Regions from separate parts of the Homo sapiens genome. Here region 1 is linked to region 2. A link is a contact called in ENCODE Hi-C or POLR2A ChIA-PET data. All regions are on one chromosome and are shown on one strand. Each heading gives the region's core, a stretch centred on a gene start or an enhancer-like site at or near the end of the contact. The rest is flanking DNA. Distances are from core to core; before and after follow the strand shown. Region 1 holds the start of ICA1-AS1 (ICA1 antisense RNA 1). Region 2 overlaps COL28A1 (collagen type XXVIII alpha 1 chain).

Region 1 (2,933 bases), core at 206-2,705, 840 kb after region 2:
CTTAAAAGCATTTTTAGAGAGTGTGTGTTTTAAACAGGGGGTATGAAATTGCATCGGGAGCCTAGATTTCAAACTAAGCATTTCTTATTTCACTCCCTAACCACAGAACAGTTCAGATCTCAGATTCAAACCAGAGGGCCACAGAAACCAATTTGAGATTTTCCGAAGAGACTTCACTGAAACGTATGGACAAAAACATGTTTGCGATGAGTCATATTTTATAGGACCTTAATGGCCAATAAATGCCTTATGTGTCTTTCTTCCTACATTCAGTATCACTCCCAAGCAAGCTGGTGACATATTTTCCAGGCCTTGATAATTTTTATACCGTTACCAGATCTCGGTTACTAAGATTCATGAACAAAACCCTTTCTTGCGCTAATTTTTTAATGCCATCTAAATGAAGAGAACGCGATTCTTTCCAAACTAACTCTCCCCAACCAGGCAGTTAATGCCCTTCGCCAGAATAAGGGCGCGATACTTTTAAGACCCCAAAGAGAAGCTCAGGTGCTTTGGGGGTACTACAAGTAAAAAGACAGTGGGAAAGGTTCCTGGAGAGCCGCTTTGGGGGAAAGGCAGACATAACAACAGGATATGTTCGTTTCTAGAGGAAGCAGGAGCTGCAATAGCCCCGGAGCAGGAAAGGCGGAGTCAGCAGCGCCCAAAGGAAACGGGCGCGCCAGGGTTTGCTGGAACCGGGGTTGCTTAGGGGTTCTCGCCCCGTCTAGTCCGAGACTGCTGAGCACCTCGCCCCCGGGGGACCAAGCTCAGGCCTCCTGGCACTAGTGGTTATAAAGAGGTACCCATATGCTCTCTGCCGCCCCTGCCAAAAAAAGGGCCACGGAGGGGAAGAGAAAAAGCACACACCAGGCGCCGCGGCAGGTGAACTTGTCAACAAGTCAACCCTGGACGCAAGTCCCTGCCCACCAGGGAGCTCGGGGTCCTGGGGCCGGAGCCGCCGGGAAGGCGAGGCGCGCGGTGGGTGGGTGGGGTGGGCTGGCATGGGTGCCGGTGCTCCCAGCGCTGGGGCCGGAGCGCGGAACGCTTCCCTACCGCTCCCCCGGGGCTGACGCACGCTCTCACGGCGCGCGCATCCTCCAGACCTTCCCAGGCCGGAGGGAGGAGGGGAGGGGAAGGGGCTGATGCGGTTCCCGCACCGGGATCCGGGACCCGAGGAGGCGACTCGCCTATCACGCGCCGCCCGCGGAGGGCAGAGAAGGCAGCTCCTACCAGGCGTCCCCGACCGTCCCGGCTGCCGGGCGTCTCCTGCTGCTTCCTGCAGCCCGCCCGGCGCGCCCCCGCCCCGACCCCGGAGGGCAGGTACCTCGGAGCCCCGGCCCCCAGGAGCCTCCCGGCCGCGGTCGGAGCGTCCCTCCGGATCACTCATCCGACGTCAGCGTCAGCCGAAGGCGAGGGAAAGGGGCGGGGGGAGCGCAGGAACCGGCCCTTCCTGCGGCGGCCGCCACCAGCCGGAATAGCAACCGGCGGAGCCCGTGCGCACCGCAGCGCAGCGCAGCGGCCGGGGGGTGCGGGCGCCCTCGCCGCCCGGCTACCTACCGCCGCCTGGGCGCCGCCGCTGCCTCCCTTCCCCGCTTCTACCCTCCAGCAGACGCCCGCCGGAGCGACCCCTCCCAGGGTGACCGGGGGAAGGTGGGTGGCGTTGACCTCACCTTGCTTGGGGAGGGTCGGGGACTCGGGGAGTGAGTTTCTCTCTCTCTACTCCCCGGGGTCTCTCCTCGACCCCCATCTCCTGGGGTATCCCCCGCTCGGATCCGCCGCCCAGAGTGACCCCGCCCCTGCTCTCCGGCAGGTGTTCCACGTGGCCATAGCGTTTGCGTCACAATGACCTGGCGGACAGGTGGGAGCCACAGCGTACACCCCAGGGTTCCCTCTGTGCTGTGCGTAGTGCCTACTGCTTGCTTCCAGGTTAAATTTCTGTAGCTTTAGAGGACAGGAGACTTCATGACTTCACTGCCAAGAAAAGTTACAGAGGCCTGCTGTACCTGGAAATCAAGTTTGAGCTTCGAGAATAAAGGTCATGTTTTAAAAACAGCTGTGTATGTATAGGTATATGTTTTTCATTTCCATATATTTCTGTATCTTTTATTTTTAAGTTATTGCCATTTGTAGCAGTTTCATCTTCTCTTATCCTTTGTCACCAGGAAAGAACCAAACCATTGTTTCTAGAGACCCTGCAGTATACAGATCACAGGAAGAAAAAGTGTTGGCATAGCTGCTTCCTAATATTATCTATGTGGAAATGAAACCTCAATGTAGTATGACTTCATCCCTAGTTATGTTATACATTTATAAATAAGTTCATTCAGTCGTCGCTGAAACAATTTAAAAGGGCCGAATGATAGTTATTGAGTAATGATGCTGACGAATCAGAAATCCTGCGCTAACATGGATGGAGTGCTAGCTCTATGTCCGGCACATGCTGTATGCTTTATATTTAATCCTTACAGCAACCCAATACTGTAGATAAAATCATTATCCCGATTTCACAGATGAAGACACTGCCCAGAGTGCCATAAAGAGATTATTGAGCAGGGATTTGAATCTGAACCAGGAGACTTAGCTTAATCTCAAGATAGCATGGTGTCTTGCCAGAATGGATGGAGAAAAAGTATAGAATATGTTGACATTTTAATAGAAAGATAATAAGATACCTCCAGAAATTTACATAACCTTTAAAGTTATTCTTTGGGGATTCTGTTTGTCATAGATTTGAGCCTGTCCTAGTCTTAACACGAATTTTGGAGCTGAGTAAACATCTCCTTAGTAAGTGTGTATGAGTAAACAAATCATGAATATGGTCTACAAAATAGCAAATTGTTGAAAAGCTAAGATTCAGGAGAAATTTTCAGAGAGAAAAGCATTGCTTATATATATTTGGCTTTTATAAAAAAAAATTCAAACTAACGTGTTAA
Region 2 (3,014 bases), core at 371-2,870:
TGCAATGTGTGGGCATGATTTGGATCCCAATCCAAACAAACCAATTGCAGCAAATGGGTAAGACAAGCTTGGAAATGTGAATGCTGGATATTTGCTATATTAAGGAATTGTTCATTTGTTTTAGGTTTGATAATAGTATTGTAGTCAAGTTTTTAAAAAGAGTTCTTACATTTGAATGACAAATGCTAAAGCTTTATATGGATGATGTCTGAGGATTGCTTCAGGATAATGTGGTGAGGGGAGGAGTGAAGAATATAGCTAAAACAAGATCAACTATGTGTTGATAATTGTTAAGGAAGTGTGATATGTAAATGAGAGTTCATTTCACTAGTCTTTCCACTTTTGTGCATGCTTAATTTTCATAATTGTTTTAATACAATTTTTAAAAATCCATAAACAATATCCAGCAAAAGTCTCTCCAGTGAACCTGAGATAGTGTTGCTGTAATAGACCCCCTTAATAATAATTCATGATTTTAAAGATATTAAAACTGGGCAAAGGGGAGGAGCACACAGGTAGATTCAACATCATTAGAATTTACATCTGTCGTGTGTATTCTTGGGATGTACCAAATGTTACATAATTTTTTTTTTAACATAGGGATACGGAGAGAAGGCAAGATTTTTTTTTAACAAAGTAGTATGTTTTAAGAAAAAATTTGACACTGTAGTATTTAATTCATGATTTTTTTTGTGTGAGAATGTTAGCTAAAACCTCCCCTCAACTAGTATTAATTACACTAATACCCACACATGGGAAAGCAAGCGGGAAAAGCAGTTAAAATAGGTCCATAGTTTACCTCAGGCCAGCCTTGTCAATGCTCAGTGTTGCTATTCATTCTCTCCTTCACAGTCTCCCTTATTCACGTCCCCCTAACCCTCAACCTTTGGGAGTATCTGAAGGCCAACTGCAGTAGGACAGCTGACCCTGTAGATACCTTACTGTTCTCTCTGTCCCGCAGCCTCAGCCAATGAATTTAAGATGTGTTCCATGTCATCTGTGGTCCTTCAGTGTTCACCTAAAACAAACTGTCCATCCTTATCCATATAATTGTTGACATATAGCTATGTTTCACATATCTAAATAATCTTTTGTATCTTTCAAACTACGGGAAAATAATGACTTATAGCAATGCTTTTGTGAATCTAATAGACTTTAAATCAAGTCTTAACGTTCTGCAGATATTAGAATTGGTCTGTAACACGGCATGAGAGTTGTTCCTCAGTGTATATGTACCATACTTTGATAGATGGGAACATTAGGCATTTAATGATCTGAGAATCCACAGAAGTAGTGTCTCTCCACTATGGTGGGGTCTTTGAAAATGATCTTTTGTGGTTCCATGGGCCGTGTGTCCATGTTAGGCCACCACACCTGGTAAATGTGAGCAAGAGAATTGCGGACAGGTCTTGCTTGGCCATTTGACGGCACTGGTTTTGTCATAAGGCAGCACCGTAGGTACCTAAGAAGTGCGTTGACCTGTGATATTTTCAGATACACAGTTTATTGTCAGTGGATACAGCAATATTCACAAATAAAGGAATTACAACAGGTTGTCGCATAGCTGGACATAGCTTCCCACGCAACAGCTGAGGGTTGTTGGAGCCTGCAGAGGGAGCCCTTGTATTAGGAGATAATGAACAGACGTGCGAGCAAATTCTAGAGTCGCCATTGGTAACAACATCTATCACTTTCCTAAGATGACAGTCTTAGCCTTACCCCTAACCCCTGCACCCACTCTCTCAAAAGAAGAATAACGGACTGTTTAGATGGCATACCACTTCCTCTTGGCCCGCCAAAGGGATTCTAGATGGGAGATACTACTTTCATTTTCACAGGAAACGGCCAAATTCAGGACTGTCTGCAGTATTTGTGCATATGAACTTAACAAATGATTCAGTGAAGACCACCTAGACCATAACCTTGCAGAGTGGATAATTTTAACTCCTTTAAAAATACACATCATCTTATGATGGTTCTAAAACTCACACATTGAAGCTTTCCCTTTTTAAATGAAAGAAGAAAGAGGAGAGCAAACACATTCATTCATTTTCTCATTAGTAAATCTTCACTTTGGTTAATATTAAAACTATTATAATAAATAATAAATAAAAATAATACTTATTAAGTTTATTATGCAGCAGGAAGTTTTCATTCATTATCTTACCTGATCTTATCAACATCAACTTATTCCATTTTACAGATAAGGAAACTGAGCTACAGCAGGATACATGACTTGCCAAAAACCAGGCAGTCTGAAGCAATTCAAACCCAGGTATGACTCCAGAACCCATCTCCCATTTTGATGTGGACTGGGACTAGATGCAAGACGCTAACTTTTCCATAGACTTTCTTCCAGCTGTCATTTAATGCAAAGACCTCGGCTGTTTGGCTGTGAAACTGTAAAAGTCCTTTCCCTACATCGCCAGTCACACCCTCTCAAGGAGAAGAACATCCTGGATTATAAGATTCATCCTGTATTACACAGGTCCCACACGACCTGCACAAGAATCCAGCCCTCTAAGTCTTCCCGTCCCATTTTCCCTCCGTTGCTAATCCTTGGTTTTGCGGTTTACTCCAATGTGTTAATTGACTTCATTCCAGATCTCCTACCTATACCAGTTCTTAATCTCTCTTCTTATCCATCCTACAATGTGTGTGATTTGGCAGCGTGATGCATAAAATGGCTACTACCACTAATTATATTTGAATTTGTTAGGATTCATAAAGATGTTTTACATACATTAGTCTATTAATTTATCATAATAAACCTGTGAAGTAGGCATTATTATCCCAAATCACAGATAAGAATGCTAAGCCTCAGGGAGACTAAACGACTTGCTGAGGTCACACAGCTAATAAGTGGCAAGGTTTCAAGGTGGAGCAGTGACAAGGAAACAACCCATTATACCTTATGAGTTTTCTAAAAATATCAATATAATATTTGAGGAAATAATCAGCCCATTAGATTATTTTCCTCCCCCTTACTCCCCCACACACTAATGAGGCTTTAA

What was found. A loop is a pair of places that touch in the nucleus more often than their neighbours do. ChIA-PET counts read pairs that join two places held with the same protein, here RNA polymerase II (POLR2A). Pooled maps may share reads with other maps.
Region 1: a pooled map shows a loop between it and region 2 (2.2-fold over the local background). The contact joins the promoter of ICA1-AS1 here to the enhancer-like site in region 2. A Hi-C loop is called at or near these places in 1 of 50 pooled maps. POLR2A ChIA-PET finds 5 or more read pairs at or near these places in 4 of 52 experiments (OCI-LY7, WTC11, activated naive CD8-positive, alpha-beta T cell and 1 more).

The regions. Positions count from the first base shown.
Region 1 is chr7:8,260,770-8,263,702 of GRCh38, forward strand. ICA1-AS1 (ICA1 antisense RNA 1) reads left to right here and starts at 1,456. Exons shown (of 6, transcript NR_125740.1): 1 at 1,456-1,650; 2 at 1,811-2,057. ICA1 (islet cell autoantigen 1) reads right to left here and starts at 1,398. Exons shown (of 14, transcript NM_001136020.3): 1 at 1,325-1,398.
Region 2 is chr7:7,422,976-7,425,989 of GRCh38, forward strand. The region is part of intron 25 of COL28A1 (collagen type XXVIII alpha 1 chain); the gene reads right to left. Among named protein-coding and RNA genes, the nearest start is that of COL28A1, 110 kb to the right of the region's middle. Within about 2 kb of position 1,621, at least 5 of the 41 ENCODE cell types and tissues checked have a DNase peak (open chromatin) inside an H3K27ac peak, as active enhancers do.